Regions from separate parts of the Mus musculus genome. Here region 1 is linked to region 2. Evidence: chromatin contacts called from ENCODE Hi-C or POLR2A ChIA-PET data. All regions are on one chromosome and are shown on one strand. Each heading gives the region's core, a stretch centred on a gene start or an enhancer-like site at or near the end of the contact. The rest is flanking DNA. Distances are from core to core; before and after follow the strand shown.

Region 1 (3,711 bases), core at 91-2,590, 42 kb after region 2:
TTTATTTCAAATCTGCTTATTACTGATATGGAGGGGTGTGACTACTCTTTGTGTATTAAGATTGTATCCTGGAGGCTTGGTATAATTAGCTCTACCTCTACCCCACATCCCTCCCTCTCTTCTACTGATTCTGTACACTCTCAGTCATGTCATCTGCAGTTTTCCCACCTCCTTCCTCAATCAGTATGCTTCTTTTTCTCTCCTTATTGCATTAACTAGGACTTCCACCAGAATTGAGAAAGAGTCACAAGAGGGGACATCCCTGCCTTGTTCCTAATGGGACTACTTTCAAGATTCTTAGCATTAAGTACATCAGCCTTAGGCTATTTGGAGATACTGTTTACAATTTCTATGGTACAGGGTTTTGTTGTCTTGCTTTTTCTTGTTGGGTTTTGTTTTTTGAGAATTTTGAGGGTTTGTTTTATGTTCAGTTTTGTCAAATGCTTTGTTATTATAGCTACTGATGCAACCATGTAGGTTTTTTGTTTTTTTTTTGTTTGTTTTTGATTAGCCTGTTACTATTGTGACAGAGCAAGACAATGCAGAAGTTTCTCCATCTTGTATTCTTGCTGAGGCCATTTTAGGTTTGACTACAATTTTATCTCATGGACGAGAGTCGCTGTGAAAAATTACCCAACTCTATTCTAGGAACCCGAGGTGATGATGCCCAGCTAGCCAACCTTAGCTACTGTGCAGAATCCCACTCCCTCCCTCCAGCCAACTTTTAATGCTTAGCTTCCGCTAAACTTCTTGTTTACCAGGCTCAAATACTACAGGCGAGTTCTTTTCTTTATTTTTTTCAACTATTCCTCCCCGATCACACTAGCTAAAATTGTCTTAATGGTCCTGAAAGAAAACGACTCCTCATACCTCACCTCCGTTAGGGCAAAATCAAAAATAAAAACCCTGCAAGAAAAAAAAATGAGGAATGATACATTAGTTTCTCCAAGCCTTTTTTACAAGTGGATCTTGTAGAAGCCGTCTGGCTCATGAGCCAATTCCTGCCTCCTACTTGCCAACCTCTGGGTCCAGCTTTTTTCCCCCCGGAATTCCTTTACAACCGCTCCTAGGCCAGTGGTTTCTGCTCACATAGCTCAAGACCCTTTCTGTCCATAGGGCCCGCCTGCCTCGCAGCCTCACCCAATCAGAGCTCAGGCAGGAAGTTGACCAGCCCTCGTAGCATTCAACTTCCCGGAGCTTAGCTCCACCTCCATCACGTGACTCTACCCACCCTGCCCATCTCTCTCAAAGGAGGGCTCCGGGGGCAGCTCCGCCCCACGCTCGCTGATTGGTCGCTGTTTGCACGGTCTCCTGGGTGACGAGAACGCGGTAGCGGGGCGGGGGTGTTCTGTTGCGCCTGCGCACTTACAAGAACGGGGGTGTCGCTGGAGCCTTTGAAATGAAGGTAAATAACTTACAAGTGCCAGCGGATTGAGAAGATGTGGCAGCCTCTGTATTTCCTAAACTCTCGGAGCGCGACTCTGAGGAGTTTGTGTCCCTGTCCCTCCGCGGAAGTGCTGAGGATAGAGGAATGAGCTCCGGGAGCGGGCGGGAGGGGATGATGGGCTTGTAAGGATGCAGGGAAAGGAAGCTCTGGAGAGCGGGCTGAGGGAGGCCTGTGCCCTCTGGAATCTGGTAGAAGCCTGATCTGAGTACGCCCGAACTACCGGTATCGCTACCGATTTCTTGTAGCTTAATCCTGGGCAAACCAAGCCACTGGCCCAGAGCCCTAGGGAGAATCAAAAGTCTCTAAAACAGTCATCAAGAATTACTTGGCCTGTGACCTGTCCGGTATGCAGAGCCCTGGTCGCTAGAACACATGATGGAGAAATCTGCACACCTGTGTGCGTCCTCCACTGCACGCAGGTTTTCTGATTGGGTTTGTTGTGAATTCCACAGGGGCAGCCGCTGCACTCCTGTGATTTACCTCAGAGGTACTTACCCCCGCACTGCTCTGACAAAGAAATGGAAACACCGAGTTTAAAATGGTTTCAGCTTTCCTAAAGCTTCACTGTAGCTCTTGTGTGTCCATTGGAATTGGCAGATAACTTTGCATGATTCACTTTCTGGTGTGTCGGAAAGGAGTAAATACTATTCTCTTTACAGTTAAGTTAACCGTGACCTGCAACAAGCAAACCTTTTTGCTGTTCTAGGAAAGCTGTAACTTTTATCTGAGTTGTACCTAGAACCGATATAACTCTGTGGAAGAAAACTAACCTGTAAGATTACAGCCCAAGACAGATCTGCCATGAAAGGAATAGAATCAGGTTTAAGGACGATGTATTCCCAAACTCGCAGAAGTAAGATGGTCTAGAATACGTTGAGTGAGTGTACGTGCTGGAAAAAACCTGTGTGTGCTTGGCATCATAGCGCACCTCTATCTTAAGTTGCGATTCCAGGACACAGGCTTTCGGGAGATGGGCATTTATTCAGATAGCATTGGAGGAGTTGTGTTGTCACTCAGATTCAAGTCTTCAGCTACAGTATCTAAGCTGCATCTACCTAGATAAGGGTGTGCTTGATTAATCTACAGTATTTAAAACTAATATTTTTCATCTAGGGTCATGTTCCTGAGTATTCTAGAATGTAGCAGTCTGATATAAGAATAATATAAGTCAATGAAATTTCAAATTTTTAACTTATAACAACAATAAAATTGTTTAAAAAAAACAAATAACATTGTGATAATACAGTTTGTTTTGCCGAGTATCTCCAAAATTTGTATCAGCATCTAACAGAAAAAATACCAATAAAGCCAGCATTCATTGGTAGCAATGAATCAGCCCACGCCTTTAATCCCAGCACTCTGGGGCTAGAGGCAGGTGGATCTCTGTGAGTTTGAGCTTAGTCCTATCTATATAGTGAGTTTCAGGGCAGCCAGGGCTATATAAAGAGACCTTATCTGAAAACAAACAAATTATCCATGCTATCATTTGTGTTTCTAATAGTCTTTGAAATCTGACATATAGAGTTACAACTAATGCAGATATGAGGACCTCAGTAGGTTGAATCAATGTAAAGTTTTCCCAAGTGACATATTGCCCAGCAAATATGCAATGTAAATATGTGACAAAGAAGTAGGTTTAAGTAGTGAGTAAATGAAGATAATTTTAAAGGGACTGTAAGCATCTTAGGTCTATCCAAGCTTTTTAAATAGTAATTTTGTTCAACGTAGTCCCCCAAATCTGTGTCACATTTAATAAATTCATGTTTAAATTCTTTCGGCATGCATAAAGCACTGTGGCATGTTTTTATAAAGTTAATAATTGAAGACATTTAAAAAGCATACACTTTAATACCAGAACCCAGATGACAAAGGCAGGTGGATCTTTATGAGTTTGAGGCCAGCCTGCTCTAAATAGCAAGTCCCATACAAAGCTACATATTGAGACCCTGTCTCAAACCAGTCAAACAGAAGAACAAAAAGAGTTCTCTGATAATCTCTCTTTTGCCTTGAAGTCTGTTCTAGTTTCATTCTGTTGCTGTGATAAAGTTACCTGACAGAAACAACAGAGGGGAGAAGGGTTATTTCAGTTTTCAGTTCCTGGTTACAGTCCATCAAGCAAGGGGGCACCGTGGTGGGCACATGAAGGAGCTAGTCACATGACATCCCCAGTCACACATACAGAGAAATAAATGCATGCATTCCTGCTTGCTTGGCCTCAGATCATTTCTCTTATATAACGCAGGACCCACTGCCTAGGGAATGGT
Region 2 (4,304 bases), core at 245-2,744:
ATGTCAGAAACTCATCATGGAAGCAATGAAGTACCATTTATTACCTGAGAGACGACCCATGTTGCAGAGTCCTCGGACAAAGCCTCGCAAGTCAACTGTTGGAACGTTATTTGCAGTTGGAGGGATGGATTCAACAAAGGGTATTGGGAGATCGTTGATCTAAAGGAACAGAGGGTAACCAGTAACACTACCAAGAGGCCCGGTGGAGAAGTGACTGGTTGAGGGACAAGGACAGGAAAAGATGAGACCAGAAAGCACCTTAGTGGCAGAAAATATTCAAGGCATGGTAAGAGGCAGATCAAAAGGTAGAGAAGACATCTTGTTGGGAGTTTCCATTGAGTTTAAGTAACTTGAGCATCATAGTAAGTAATTACTGTAAAAGAAGCTAACGTCAAATCAGAGTCTCCGTGAGTTCACAGAGACACAGATGGAAAGGAAAGCTGTTTCTTTCATGGTGCCAACTGATAGAGACAGATGAGATTAGGAAGAGGTAACTAGCTACTTTAGGCTAGGGATCTAGCTCAGTAAGAACACTTCACTCCACATAGATGACTTTTAAAAAGAATCGTTTTCTCTGAGGAAGATCTGCTGAAATATTTAGGGCCACGGGGTCATCATTTCTGTGATTTTTACTCTTAAACAATTAAGAAAAGATTCATGAATACATACATACATATATAGAAATGAAAGCTAAACACAAATATTTGAGTTACAAACTTGGATTCTGTGAACAGTTGTTCCTAGAGGTTGAAGACCATGCATGGTGCTATTGGCTGTCAGTTGTTATGGGGCCTTTCTGTACACCTGACCTCTGCCCATCCTCCTGCAGTGGTGCCTGCAACCCTGACAGAAGTCACACAGTCTCAGCTCATCCTGGTTCTGCTCTCAGCCCTGTTCCAGCCCCGTCTAATGTGCACCATAGGCATGCAGTGCCTGTGGGAGCCAGAAGAGGGCAGTAGATCCTGCACCCTCCCTATGCTCCCAGTCATTCTGTGGGTGCTAGGAATTGAAGCTAGGCGCTCTTAACCACTGTGCTGTCTCTCCACACACACCCACAAACTTATAGATGCATATTTGTATTACTAGTTTAGATTCTTAAATTTTGGCTTTCCAGTTTATAACAGAAGTCTACAAAAAACAAAAAAAAAAAACAAAAAAAGCTTGAAAATTCATCAATGGAAAAAGATTTTTGTTTGATGGAAGGCGATTTTTTATTTTATTTTATGGACACTTTAAAGTCATGGTTGGAGTGAAGAATCAAACAAATCCATACAATCTTGATACTTTACACACATGTATATAATCTGAATGAATAAAATATCATTATTGCCATATATTACAAAGAAAGGCTATGCAAAGTAAAAAGTATTTTTAAACCAGCTAGTGTTTAGAAGGGATTGATTCTGTGTAGTTCTGGGAGAATACAAGATGGAACGGGAGTTGGTGTCAGTCTCAAAAGCCTTAGCCTGTGTAGGGTAAGTAAACACAGCGCCGGGTGTGGAGCCAGCCGGACGGTCTGGTTTTAGGTTCAACAGTAGTAGCTCTGATGCTGATTTTACAAGCCTGAGGAGTAAGTGTCCACTGCGACTGCAGTCCTTTATAATGCTAGAACAGGCTGGTAAATTATCAGCTTAGAAAAAGACTCGATCTCTACGGAAGTGCGAGTTAGATTTTTTTTTAAGTGAGATACTTTCTTTCACTTTTTCCTAAATCTCTGCTGTTGCTGTTCCACATCTTGAAAGAGAGCAAAAGAGCTCTGGAATTTTCCATGGTAAACCCCATGGGTAGTAACTCCCTTCACTTCCGGCAGAATGGTTCCCAGGCGACCTTTGTCCTTCCTCCTTGCCGTGCCCCCTCCCTTGCGTGGTGTCAGCCCCACTCCGCCCGTTTTGTTGTTACTGTTCTTTCTTCCAGAACCTCACATAATAATTGTCTCCCTTATCTCCTGGGTCAGCGGTTTCCTTCCCCTAGACCTTTCCATTGACTTCTATAAACAACCCAACAATCCGATCCCAAAAGGGAGACAGCCTCCCTCAGCTTGTCCAAGAACCCTGTCTGCACTGTGGCCAGCCTTCTCAGAATGATCCCCTGTGGCTCCCTCCCTGCACTTCCGCCAATTGCTGAGCGTCTTCCTGGCCTCTTTGAACAAAGAACGTCCCCTGCTGGATGTTTTAATGCTGGGCCTGGAGTATGCCAGGGAGAATGATGGGAGAAAAGGTCATGGCACAGGCGAGGGCCGTACTGCAGGGGCTTCATAAGATAGCATAAAAGTATTGCTGTCGATGCTCGAAGAAACCTTTATACTTTGGGGCTAGGGAGATGACTCCACTGTTAAAGTGCTTCTCCATGCAAGCAAGAGGACCTGAGTTCAAATCCCCAGAAACCATATACACAGCTGGCACACTTGTGTGATCCCAGGGCTGGGGAGGCAGACAGGTGGATTGCTGGAGCCCCTCGCCAGCCAGCCTAGCCAGAACAGTGAGTTCTGGTTCAGGGAGACCCCTCTGGAAAAACAAAGTGGAGAGCGACAAAGGAATACACCAGACACCAACCTCTGCCCACCATATGCACGCGCGCGCGCACACACACAACACACACACACACAAGATAAATTCTACTTCTGTGTCTGTAACATAGCCGGGGTGGATCTTGTAGTCTCCTAACTTCTGTGTTATTGTTCAGGAGCAACAAGCATTGAGAAGTATGACCTCCGTACAAATATGTGGACTCCTGTGGCAAACATGAATGGGAGGAGGCTCCAATTCGGCGTCGCAGTCTTAGATGACAAACTGTACGTGGTCGGAGGGCGAGACGGACTGAAGACTCTGAACACCGTAGAGTGCTACAACCCCAAAACAAAAACCTGGAGTGTGATGCCACCTATGTCCACACACAGGCACGGGCTCGGTAAGTGCGTCTGCTCGCCTGCTTGGAAGCCATGTATCAGGATGCCACACGTTGTTCCCTTCTGTACCAGGCGGGAGGCCTGTGTGTGGGCTCAGTCAGCATCAGTTCCCAAGCATCCCTCATCCCTGAGGGGCAGAAACCAGAACACGAGCACTTACATAAATGGAGCTCATACACGGGAAAGCATGCCGCTGTGACAAGCCATGCTCTTACCTTTATGCTCCGTGTTAGCAGTTGAATTTAGATAGCCTAGTTAAAGGCTCATTAAAACTAGCACTTTAACTTCTATATTATATGAAAAACAATTATGGTAATGTGTGTGTGTGTGTGTGTGTGTGTGTGTGAGAGAGAGAGAGAGAGAGAGAGAGAGAGAGAGAGAGAGAGAGAGACAGGCATTTCTTTTCATTCTCTGTTTTATGTATGTGGGTGTTTACCTGAATGTATTATGGACACCATTGGTATGCAGTGCAGGCTGTTAGAAACCCAGTAACCAGAGTTACAAATGGATGTTAGCTGCCATGTGCTTTTATAGGTAAATTGTATAATCTGAACTTAGAAGATGAACTAATTAAGAAGTTTTCATCTCTTCACGTATGGGAATTACATGGGCGCCTCATTTAGGAGTGGTTTTCCCTGCTGAGCTGTATTTTCAGGTCTGCCATTCAAGAGGTTGGACTAAATGAGCCCTTCATCTAGGCCCTTGATGAATGATAAGTTATCTATATAAAATTAGGTATATTCTGTAAAACTTGTAATATGTACAAACTTAAATCTGTGTAAATATATTTTGCGTGTGTGTGTGTGTGTGTGTGTGTGTGTGTGTTCAATAGCCAGTACTGTTGGCACAGTGTATAACAAGTGAATAATATGCTATTTTGGGTCACATATGAGTGGTGGCTATTTTATCCAACTTGGCCAAGATTGATGGGTTTGAATTACAGAGGTCTTTTTGCCACAATCATGTCAGACCTCTTCTTAAGATCCTCTGCTTGGGGACTGGAGAGATGGCTCAGTGGTTAAGAACGCTGACTGCTCTTCCAGAGGTCCTGAGTTCAAATCCCAGCAACCACATGGTGGCTCACAGCCATCTGTAATGGGATCTGATGCCTTCTTCTGGTGTGTCTGAAATAAATAAATCTTTTTTTTTAAATCCTCTACTTAAGCAGATGTGGTGACACACAGCTGTAGTTCCAGCACTTGGAAGCAGAGGAAGGAGGGTTATAAGGTTGAGAGCAGCCTAGTTTACATAGGGAGAACCTGTCTCAAAACAAACAAACAAACAAACAAAAACCCCAAGAAATCCTTGACTGACTCCACCCCACTCAGAATAAAATCTAAAGTCCTGATGAGGGATACGGTGAGAGAATGTTATTTCTGACTCCCTTGTCTTCTGGCCC

Evidence for each region. Hi-C counts contacts between places; a loop is a spot of excess contacts on that map. ChIA-PET counts read pairs that join two places held with the same protein, here RNA polymerase II (POLR2A).
Region 1: a map of heart shows a loop between it and region 2 (3-fold over the local background). The contact joins the promoter of Wdr19 here to the enhancer-like site in region 2. A Hi-C loop is called at or near these places in 2 of 37 maps with a recorded cell type or tissue (both heart). POLR2A ChIA-PET finds 5 or more read pairs at or near these places in 2 of 5 experiments (Patski and embryonic stem cell).

Annotation. Positions count from the first base shown.
Region 1 is chr5:65,198,356-65,202,066 of GRCm38, forward strand. It overlaps Wdr19 (WD repeat domain 19), which reads left to right and starts at 1,341. Exons shown (of 37, transcript NM_153391.2): 1 at 1,341-1,405. The coding sequence starts at 1,400.
Region 2 is chr5:65,156,102-65,160,405 of GRCm38, forward strand. It overlaps Klhl5 (kelch-like 5), which reads left to right. Exons shown (of 11, transcript NM_175174.4): 6 at 1-140; 7 at 2,683-2,907. Among named protein-coding and RNA genes, the nearest start is that of Klhl5, 27 kb to the left of the region's middle. Within about 2 kb of position 1,495, at least 1 of the 3 ENCODE cell types and tissues checked has a DNase peak (open chromatin) inside an H3K27ac peak, as active enhancers do; it is heart, where a contact is called at or near this core.